Regions from separate parts of the Homo sapiens genome. Here region 2 is linked to region 1. Evidence: chromatin loops called from intact Hi-C (ENCODE). Cell type or tissue: IMR-90. All regions are shown on one strand. Links, peaks and the distances in the headings refer to the core of each region. The heading gives the core; the rest is flanking DNA. Region 1 overlaps TARID (TCF21 antisense RNA inducing promoter demethylation). Region 2 overlaps LOC124901404 (a long non-coding RNA gene).

Region 1 (5,389 bases), core at 257-5,256:
CAGCCATAAAAAAATGAGATCATGTCCTTTGAAGGAACATGGATGGAGCTGGAGGCCACTATCCTTAACAAACTATCACAGGAACAGAAAACCAAATACCGTATGTTCTCGCTTTTAAGTGGAAGCTAAATGATGAGAACACATGGACACGTAGAGGGGAACAACACACACTGGAGCCTATTGATGGTGGAGGGTGGAAGGAGGGAGAGGATCAGGAAAAATAACTAATGGGTACTAGGCTTAATACCCGGGTGATGAAATAACCTGTACAACAAACCCCCATGACACATGTTTACCTATGTAACCAACCTGCACATGTACCCCTGAACTTAAAAAAAAATTATAATGTCTGTAAATAATAGTAATATTTAACATTTAATACTATTTTATTATGAATGTCCTTTAGTTAATTATTTTTGGCCTCATTTTACAAATGAGGAAAAATAAGGAAAATAAAAGCTAAATAATGCGGGCACTGTTACACAACTAGAAGGTGGCAGAGCCTGGATTGAAATGCAGCTATGAATTCCAGAGTCCATGCATCTAATTGCAAAGTTTTGTAAGGTAAGTGTGGGAAAAGGGTAAGAAAGAGGAGGGAAGAGATGCTACCAAGCAGCTTAACCAAATAGTATTATTTAGTAACAACATGTGTTCTCTTTCAGTGTTTTTGTTCTTTCTATATTTAAACACTCCAGTGTAGTATACGTATATGGGTGTGTATATATACATATATATATAGATATATATATACATATATATATACATATATATAGATATATATATAGATATATATATACATATATATATAGATATATATATAGATATATATACATATATATATAGATATATATATAGATATATATATACATATATATATAGATATATATATAGATATGCACACATTTATTTTACTCTGAACTATCTAGGATGTTTTTTCTAGAAAGGAGAAATATACAAATATACAAAATGTACAAATACATTTTGAAGAGGAAAACAGTTTTAAAAGACTTTTAAGTATTCTAGAAATCTTAGAAATGACAAGTTTAGATATCATGAGATTAAAGAGAAATAACCGTGATTTTTTAAAAATGATCCTGGGAATGAAAGAGGTGGGTCTTCAATACACTAACATTTAAATTCTCAGCTTCAGGAGAAATTGAGTTTTCATTCATGCTCTGAACCCTCTTCCCTTGGCAATGAAGCCTCAGCATCCCTTTGCTTCTCCTGTGCCCTCAAGTGAGAACTGAGTTATGGCTGGCTGTCTCAGGAAGAAAATAACTATTACAAGACATAAGATGGGCTGGGGTGGGGGAGGGCTAAGGAAAGGCCTGCCATTTAGCTTGTAAAGTGCAGCAGCTGTGGCCTGTTTTCACTAATATCTGACATGTTTCTTTGGCCACTCGCCAAATTGAGCTGTACCCAACACTTCTCCCATCCTTCCTGTGCCTCCAGGATCCTTTGTAAATGCTACTTGAGACTCCAGTCTACTCCAAATCAATCCCCTTGGTTCCTTCCTCCCCTTAATGCACAGGCATCCCACCCTAATTAATTAACCCAACACCAGCTTCATCCAGGACCTTCCCACACTTTGCCCCTTCACGCAGCCCAGAAACATCAGCACATTCCTGACTTCATCACTTGTCAACTCCCTTTCTGTTAAAGACCAGTGTCCCCTTTCGCTGACCTGGCCTCTGATTTGATCTCACTTTAAAGTATCCCACTTTAAGAGACAGTAACAAATGCTGCCTTTTTCCTGTTTGGTTTGTTTATTCATGTTCACTCAGTCTATTATAATTAAAGACCAAGGGAATTCTAAGAAGAGCCCAGGAAGATGGTTTATGCATTTGATATGTGGATAAATCCAATACTGGATTTGTAACAAAGTTCACTTCACCTATTGCTAACTGTGTGAACTTGGGTGAGTTTCCTAAGCTCTTGTCATTCATTCAAATACTTATTGAGTGCCTGTTACTATGCCACGTTCTATTGTAAATGCTGATGCTGCAATTTAAACAGGGAAGCAAAAATACCTGCCCTCTGTGATGTTTATATCTTAAAGAGGAAAAGTAACTGTTAATAAATAGGTGGATTTAAAAATATAGACATTTAAGAAAAAATATAAGGAATGAGAGAAGAAGAATAGGGAGTGTCAAGATTAGGAGTAGAAAGGAAGGTAGCAACTTGGAATAGACCAGTCCCTAACTTCCTGATGCGATGTTTCACCAGGCCTGAGGTCATGCAGATAGCTGAGAAAAAAAAGCATTCCCAAAAGAGGAAACAGCAAGTGCAAAAGCCCTGAGACAGAAGAGTGTTGCCTGGCTTGTTGGGCAAAGAGACAGCTATGGCTGGCAGAGAACAAGAAAGCAGCAGCAGTTGATGTCAGAGTAACAGGGAGCTAGAACTCAGAGGGCCTTGTACATGATAATAAAGAGTGTGGATTTTACTTTGATAGAAATGGGAACTCACTAAAGGATACTGAATAAGAGTAACATGATTGGATTTACCTCTAAAGAATCTCAACTAACTCCTCTGTAAGAGTGTAGAATGTATAATAACAAGAGTGGCGAAGACTAGCCTGCCTGCTCAAATCCCAGTGCCACCACTTACTACCAGTGTGACTTTAAGCTAATTGTTTAACCTTCCTAAGCTTTGATTTTCTCATTTTTTCCTTTTTTTTTTCTTTTTTACAGAGGTAATCAAAAGTGTTCTCATTTTTAAGGTGGAATTGATAGTAGTTCCTCTTTTGTAAGGTTAAGAAAAAATAAATCAAATAGTGCATACTGAGGTGTTTAGCGCAGTGGATACCACCTAGAAAGCCTGACACACGCTGATATTATCAGGCTGGTGAGAATCAAGTTCTATAATGTATGTGCGGTATTTGCTTGTGTTGTCCAGCATAGTGGCATAGTGAGCACTTACATGTCATCTACTATCAGTTACTAGCATTACCAACTACTAACCCACTGGCTGTTTTAAAGTAATTTTGTACCTTTAAAAATTTTATAATATACCACCTTAAAAGAATCAGAATAGCAAAAGTTCACAGATAATTTTCAGATGTCTCTGAACCTTCTTATTCAAAGTACTCTGCAAAGCACTAGAAAGGCATATGTACTTGGGTAAAAGAGTAAACACACACTGTCTCTCTCTTTCTGTTTTATCATATATATAAAATAAAACAGAGATATACATAATTATCTATATATTAAACATATATATCTTTATGTATATATCTTCCCCTTTAAAAATTACTGATATATATAGAGAGAGAATTTTATAGATAATTTTTAAAGAAGGGGAAATTATCTATATATAGATAATATTTTAAAGAAGAGGAAAGAGTTAGTTAAGACAAGTTTCTGTGTGTTGCTGACCCCTGTTGGGTGGAAAAATTAAAATTGGTCTTCTGAAAGAAAGAAAAGTGAATTCTCAACTCCCTGTACATGATCCTGACCGGGAACCTACTCTCATCCATTTCACTGATTCCACGTGTATGGCCATGGATGGGGACATTGGAGGCCTACTGGTTCTTCGAAGCCCTACTGGTTCTTCGAAGACCTGCTTCATTACCCAAATGTTATGCAGCTCATACCTCATTTCTTTCCTGAGACCTAGACTACCTTAAACTGAGAGGGAGGATCTCATCTTTCTTTCCCTTGCCCACCATACTCACACACACAGACATACTGACATACTCCCAAAACAAACACATGTCCCCCAAGCTTAAGTCTCTTAGGAAACAACCACATATCCTAATCTGGTCTTGATAGTCAGCTCACGAGAACAAAGGAGAGGAAGATTAATGTAGAAACCTGCACTAAAGGCTGAGTACAGTGGCTCAGGCCTGTAATCCCAACACTTTAGGAGGCCAAGGCAGGTGGGTCACCTGAGGTCAGGAGTTCTAGACCAGCCTGGCTAACATGGCGAAACCCATCTCTACTAAAAATACAAAAGTTAGGTGGGTGTGGTGGCGGATGCCTGTAATCCCAGCCACTCGGGAGGCTGAGACAGGAGAATCGCTTGAACCCGGGAGGTGGAGGTTGCAGTGGGACGAGATTGCACCACTGTACTCCAGCCTGGGCGACAGAGCAAGACTCCGTCAAAAAAAAAAAAAAAAGAAAGAAAAAAACCTGCACTAGAATAAGTCCTAGTTCTTTCTTTTCTTTAAAGACAGACAAAATGCGATGTTTTAATTCTCATTTTACCTAATAATAAAGAAAAGATGTACCATTAAAATCAAGTAGGAAATTATCCTTGTCTTATTGTCACTTTTTTAAAAATTGTGCTATTCTGCACAGACCAGTTTCTCTAGAATGTTCCCTTGCTGACTTTTCCTCTAGTAGTATCAGTTATACCGAAAATCAGTCGTACTCTTACTTTATTTTACTGGGCACTATCAAACTTAACAGAAGAGGTATATAAAGGCAGGGAGAACTACCATTGATATAAGGCCTCTTCCGGACCGAAACGCGCAGCCGCACCTCTCTGTTCCGTCAGGTGGAATAGGCCCCCGACCCGGGATCTCTACCCAAAAGGAGGCGGTTAGAACACAGGTGTCCTATTCCCTTTAGTCCTCCATCCTTTACTAGACAAAGCTGCGCAATTAGAATAATAAAATGCAGCCGGGAGAAATTGTTAACGCTTGTAATCCCAGCATTTTGAGAGGCTGAGGCTGAAGGATCGCTTGAGTCCAGGAGTTCAAGCCTGCAGTGAGCTATGATCGGACCATTGTACTTCAGCATGGGCGACAGAATGAGACCCTGTCTTTAATAATAATAATAATAATAATAATAATAATAATAATAAATCCAAAACATCAAGAAATTGGTTGTGCCCTTTTAAAATACACTTAGAAGGGGAACGGTTAGAAATCTTAATTTCAGGGATATTTTACTCCTAAACCTATTCTTTTTGTTTTTGCAGAGATTGATCATGCCTACAATGACAACTGGAAAACAGAAATGAAACCATATAAGCCAAGCACTCACGCAATCTTTGTCCTCCCAGTTGACTTAAGAACACTTGTGAAGAAAATGTGGCGTCTTTAGATCTCAGGTAAGGGATCCGGAGCACTGTTTTTCCTGATACACCTCCATCCTGCAGGGTAGTTGGGAGTGAGGTGTGCTGAGAAGGAACAAGTTGTCCGCTTTAACTTGACAAGGCACGGCTTCCCCCGCCTCCTACTTGAAGTATTCTAGTTGCTGAAATAAATGTTCAGGTGTTTTGGGTTTTGTCTCTTCCAGCTCCGCCCGTCTGCGCCTCTCCAGCAGAGGGCGCCTTTTCCACTGGGTCTCACTGTGGGCTGCTGGGAGTTTTATTCGGTTTGGGCCGGGAAGGAGCTGTGCTGGATCCGCGCCCCCTGCCTTGGCGCCGCCTCTGGCCCCCTGAG
Region 2 (5,389 bases), core at 154-5,153, 260 kb after region 1:
TAGATCAACCAATCCCTACCTGACTCAAACATTTATAAGAATAAATATTTATTGTTGTATGTCCCTAAGATCATGAGATAGGCCTTGGGGAAAAACCTATGCCTTGCTATGCATCGTCTGCTAATGGATACACTATGTTTTCTTATTTCTTTGCCTATTCATAGTCCCATGAGGGGTTACCTAACAGACCTGGAATTTGCCAGAGCGTGGATGATGTTTTTGGTTTTACTGTCTGACAATTGGATGCGGGTTAAATGTTCTCTTTAGGTCTATAACTGTTTAATAGGTTAGTATACTCAGCTCCTAGCCCAAATTCTAGCAGCTAACCAATTGCTTACATCTAGCTTTGTTCTGTGGAACCAATGGGATTGTATTTTACCTCTTCTACTATTTCTCTGACACTGAACACAAAGAGAATATGAAAAGTGATTCCTTACAGAGCTGGCACTTTCTGCTTAGAGTACTTTACTTAGGAGATTACATAGCCCAAGATTCAATGCATTCTCTACTAGTTCAATTGTCTTCTGGGAGTTGCAGTCACAGCAGGGAGGAAGAGATGCCTGAGTTTTTTTGTTTTCATTTTTCCTTCCAGTCCAGTCCTTGCATTTCTGGAGCAGGGGTAGACGGTTTGGGAGGTATTAAGGCTGTTCAGTTTCCTGTGTCACAGCACAGGCTGGGCATTTCAACCCAGGCCATTCCTGAGAGTTAAGAAACATTTCTCTTAGGGTCTAGAATATTACCAGTCTTGATTTTCAGTGCTGCAAGTTTTTATATATTTCTCTTTTCCTCAGAATTTTATTTTTTATTTATTTATTTTTTTTCAATAGGAGGTCTCAGATTGAAACCCTGAGTCCATGCACCATTGCTCCCATGCCTGCCACTTGTCAACCCTCCTGTGTAACTGGCTCTGTTGGATACTCTTTTCCCAAGAATTTTAATAAGAAGTAGGAAGAGGATGGGTCAGAGACTCCTCACGGGTTGCCATCTTAAATAATGGAATAAAAATGAATACAGCTATGTAACTAGAATATATGTGGCTTATAGGAAGGGAATAATTTTCCATTTCTTACCTAATTTATAGCAGAGTACTAGACACATAGTAATTGTTCAGTAAATCTTTTTGATGGATCAAATCAGTTTCATCTAAACCATAGACAATCCCTTATTATCCAAATGGCATTTTTTGGCAACCAAAAAATAAATTTTACACCCATTTCCAAGGTAAAACTATCATGCTATAAGATATCAAGTTACTTGATATTTATTCATTTGATGTAAATTAGAACCAAACTCATATGCTTTTTTTTCTTTTTTTTTTTTTTTTTTGTTTTGAGATGGAGTCTCGCTCTATCTCCCAGGCTGGAGTGCAGTGGTACAATCTCAGCTCACTGCAACCTCTGCCTCCTGGGTTCAAGCAATTCTCCTGTCTCAGCCTCCTGAGTAGCTGGGACTACAGGCACATGCCACCATGCCCGGGTAATTTTTGTATTTTTTAGTAGAGACAGGGTTTTGCCATGTTGCGCAGGCTGGTCTCTAACTCCTGGCCTCAGGTGATCTGCTGGCCTCGGCCTCCCAAAGTGCTGGGATTACAGGCGTGAGCCACCACACCCAGCCCCAAACTCATGCATTTATTATGAAGATTAAATAAGAGTATTGCTTACAGTAGTCAGTATAATGTCACTATAACAGTAAGTATGTCTTACAGTTAATAAACATGAGCTTTTATTATAAGCCTCTTAGAATGTAAGTTCCTTCAAGGCAGGACTTTGACAGTTTTCATCAACCCTATAGCCCTAATATCTTAGTGCTTGGTATGCGTTTATTGAAAAAAATAAATTAGGAATGAATGAGTAAATGAACAAATTAAGTCACACAGAGCCAAACTTTCTGCCATCCACTTTGGAAAATTGTCTACTGGTTCTTATTATTTGTGTTTGGAACTAATAAGTCTCAGTACAAGTTTACCATTTTGCGGCACCAATACAAGTAATGAAAACCTCAGAATGATTAATCTCAAAATGAGTATAATCAGTTTATAAGAGATTAGTAAGTTGAAGGAGATATTCTCTGTCTAAACTTGTTCATGATTTTAAAACTCGTGACAGGCACTAACAGCAGGTAATTCCATATAAATTAGTACTTGAGCCCCAACAAAGTTGCTTAGAGAAGTTTCTTTTAATTTTAATATAAGGACTCCCTGAAATATTCAGCATTTATGGCATTGCTGACATTAGTTCATTACAAAAGTGATTTTAGCTACTACTATGGAAAACATAGAGTGAGCGAGAAAATCAAATACCTTGGGAAAATCAGGCAAGTAAATATTTACAAACGACATTTACATTACATAAGACAAATGATTTAAGGGATTTTTTTTCTATTAAATGATCTTATTTATCTTATTTTATGGTGTTTATACGACTTCAGTGAAACTGCAATATAATTAATGAGCTTAAAATTATAATTACCTTTTAGCTTTTAAATCTTATGATCTTATAGTACTTCAGTCCTGGGGAAAACATGTTTTGCATCTCTTTTTAAGTAACTACAATTTAAAATGTTGTCTTCATTTTTGAAAAACAAGTAAGAGGGCAGGTGCGGTGGCTCACACCGGTAATCCCAGCACTTTGGGAGGCCGAGGCGGGCGGATCATTTGAGGTCAGGAGTTCGAGACCAGCCTGGCCAACATGGCAAAACCCTGTCTCTACCAAAAATATAAAAAATTAGCTGGGTGTGGTGGTGCACACCTGTAATCCCAGCTACTCAAGAGGTTGAGGCAGGAGAATTGCTTGAACCCAGGAGGCGGAGGTTGCAGTAAGCCCAGATCGCACCACTGCACTCCACCCGGGTGGCGGGGCAGCGGGGATCAGAGCGAGATTCTGTCTCAAAAAAGAAAGAAAAAAAAAAAAAAGGCAAGTAAGCATACTTAATGTCTGTTGTCATGCAGACATTTTTTGTCTCTGATAAAATGAGTCCAATCAAAGTGTTGTTTCAGAAATCTTGTGATTTTAAGGTTTCTAGAATTTTCCTTCGCTACAAGTCTAACGCTAATGCTTGAAGGTTAGAGAGAAGTCATAAAATAATAAAGCAACAGTATCATTATATAAACAAAAACAAAAATCTTCTTTCAAAAAGCCTTAAGCAGCTCCTTTTTTCTCCAGTGCCAGAAAATTCTGGCCCTTGAATCATTTGCAGTGGGCTCACCAGACTTTTCCAAGCCAACATTGCCATCTGCTGGTGAAGTTGCTATAATAGCTTATAAAATGAAGTGATGGATGGAGAGCGGAGGCTTTGTTTTAGCTTTTGTTTTAGTTTGACTACCTTGCATAAAAAGTTCATTGAATGTAACAATATTTTAGTAGCAGAATTTAACTAACCTAGTGAGATTTTAACTAAAGCAAAAGAGAAACTAAAATTCTTTAAGAACTAAAATTCTTATGAATTTTATTCAAATTGGCTTCCTGAAAGAATTTCACAATTTGCTGCAGAGACTAAGAGCACGGATATGCATGGCTGTGCTGTTTCCTACCTGTGTGACCTTCATAAGCTCTCTGTACCTTTGCTTTCTCATCCATAAAATAGACATACTCAGGACAGTGCTTGGCACACAATATGTGCTCAGTGAATATTAGTTGTTATTATTATTAATATTTCTTCCTAAGGTAGACATGAAAGAAAGCTTCTTGGTTATTTTGGAACACTTCTGATTTCTAAGATATTAATCTGTTTGTTTTCATAATCTTACAATAGCAAAACATAATGGAAAGTCTGAAATTTTACTAAAGTTTTAATTTTTACTTCTTGAAATTATTTAAGATCTTAAAATATGTTTAATTGAGGGTCATTTCAAGTTATAACCCTTTTTAAAGCAGTATTTCTATCTTGAATGTTCACATGTTTCTACAAATCCAATTTATTATGGTGCCAAGATTTGAAACATATGTCTATAAGCAAATAAAAAATGGATAATGCTTTTAAAAATGCAGCATTTAATTACTAAAAACAGCTTCTAGAATGTGAATATTATTATAGAAGACAAATGGCCGAGCCATTCCCGGATCACATAGTCCCTGAGCCGGAATTCACTGTGACGTTCCCACACTGTTTCTTGTCTCCCGTCAGCCTCTTGTTCCCCTTTCTTCACTTTACAATTTTTTTCTGTAGGATCATGCCCTTTCCGGTGTAAATTTGCCTATCTTTTCTCAGCTGCTGCCAAATCTTCTCTTTATCAATTACCCTAATCAATACCAAAAAGGCCCAAGAGTAAAGCAGGCCCCTTGAAGTCCTCAGAAGGTCATGAGGAGGAGGAAATTCTTCCATATTAATATCTGTGTCTCAGTCACATACATATGCTACAAATCACAATGAACACACAGTGCAATTCAATTAATAACCCCTATTCCCCAGTGCCAGAGATGTGAGGAAACTGTTACCAGATGTTTCTGTCTTAACTCTATTAGAATCCAATTTTCTAGTCATTGTCTCCTTTTCTGAATCCCAATCTTGTTAAATCTGAATGGTCACTTTTCTTACATGAGGGCTTTTAGACTAATTACAGAGAACTGCTGCAACACATCTAACACTAGTGTTTAACGATCACACGCCTTCAAGTCCTCCCAGCCTGCTCCTTGGTGCTCTCATCCCACTAAGGATGATCCTTAGCAAACCACATGGCCTTTCATCGCATTACTCAGGTTGAAGCCATCTTTAGCTTCTCTTTTTGTCTCACGTCTCAAAGTCAGTCCATAGACAACTCAACAGCTCTGCATTCAAAATACAGCCCTCGTCTGACCTTTTTCATCTCCACCATCGCTAATACCCTAGGCAAGCTGCCATCTTCTTTCCCAGGACTACTGAAATGTCTTCTAATTCACTTTTTATAAGTGTCAACCAGATCATGAGCCTTCTCTCTTCTAACTCCTCAATGTCTCCATCTCATATTTCAGATTCCATCCAAAGTCCTTAGAATGGCCTCCAGGCTGCACAGAAACCGGGCAGGAATGACCTTATTTCCTTGGACCTTCTTCTTCCACACTGTGCCCAGTCTCACAAGACTTCTAACTCTGCCTGAACATTCCCACTTTAGAGTATTCGCACTTGCTGTTTTACCCACCTGGAGCGCTCTTCCCAGATGTTGCAATGACTTGCTTCCTCATATCACTCAGAACCTCTGCTTAAATGTGACTTCTACATCCAGGGCTCCCCGAAACATGCTAACAAAGGCAGCCATCCCCTTCCTCACTCCATCCCATTACACTCCATCCCTGAACCAGCTGAGCCCTATGTTAATTTGGAGCACCAGTCACTCCATGATATTATGGATTTATTTGTTGGTGGTATGCCTCTGCCCTAAGATGTCTACTTCATCAAGGTGGGGTCTTTGCCAGTT

What was found. A loop is a pair of places that touch in the nucleus more often than their neighbours do. Peaks named below come from ENCODE experiments on the same cell type or tissue, not always from the same donor. Only the 100,000 strongest peaks of a DNase experiment are listed, where the experiment ranks them.
Region 2: it touches region 1 in a loop (3-fold over the local background); 21 of 110 quality-filtered maps call a loop at or near these places.

What each region holds. Positions count from the first base shown.
Region 1 is chr6:133,832,670-133,838,058 of GRCh38, forward strand. The region is part of intron 2 of TARID (TCF21 antisense RNA inducing promoter demethylation); the gene reads right to left. It overlaps LINC01312 (long intergenic non-protein coding RNA 1312), which reads left to right. Exons shown (of 3, transcript NR_027030.1): 2 at 4,924-5,055. Among named protein-coding and RNA genes, the nearest start is that of LINC01312, 14 kb to the left of the region's middle. RefSeq lists a silencer at 5,296-5,345. In IMR-90, for the core only: a CTCF peak has its summit at 3,376 (motif pointing left); no DNase peak of the experiment used is centred there; H3K27ac peaks cover 586 bases.
Region 2 is chr6:134,094,089-134,099,477 of GRCh38, forward strand. All of the region lies in intron 2 of LOC124901404 (a long non-coding RNA gene), which reads left to right. Among named protein-coding and RNA genes, the nearest start is that of SLC2A12, 44 kb to the left of the region's middle. In IMR-90, for the core only: a CTCF peak has its summit at 3,228 (motif pointing left); a DNase peak (open chromatin) is centred at 3,213; H3K27me3 peaks cover 427 bases.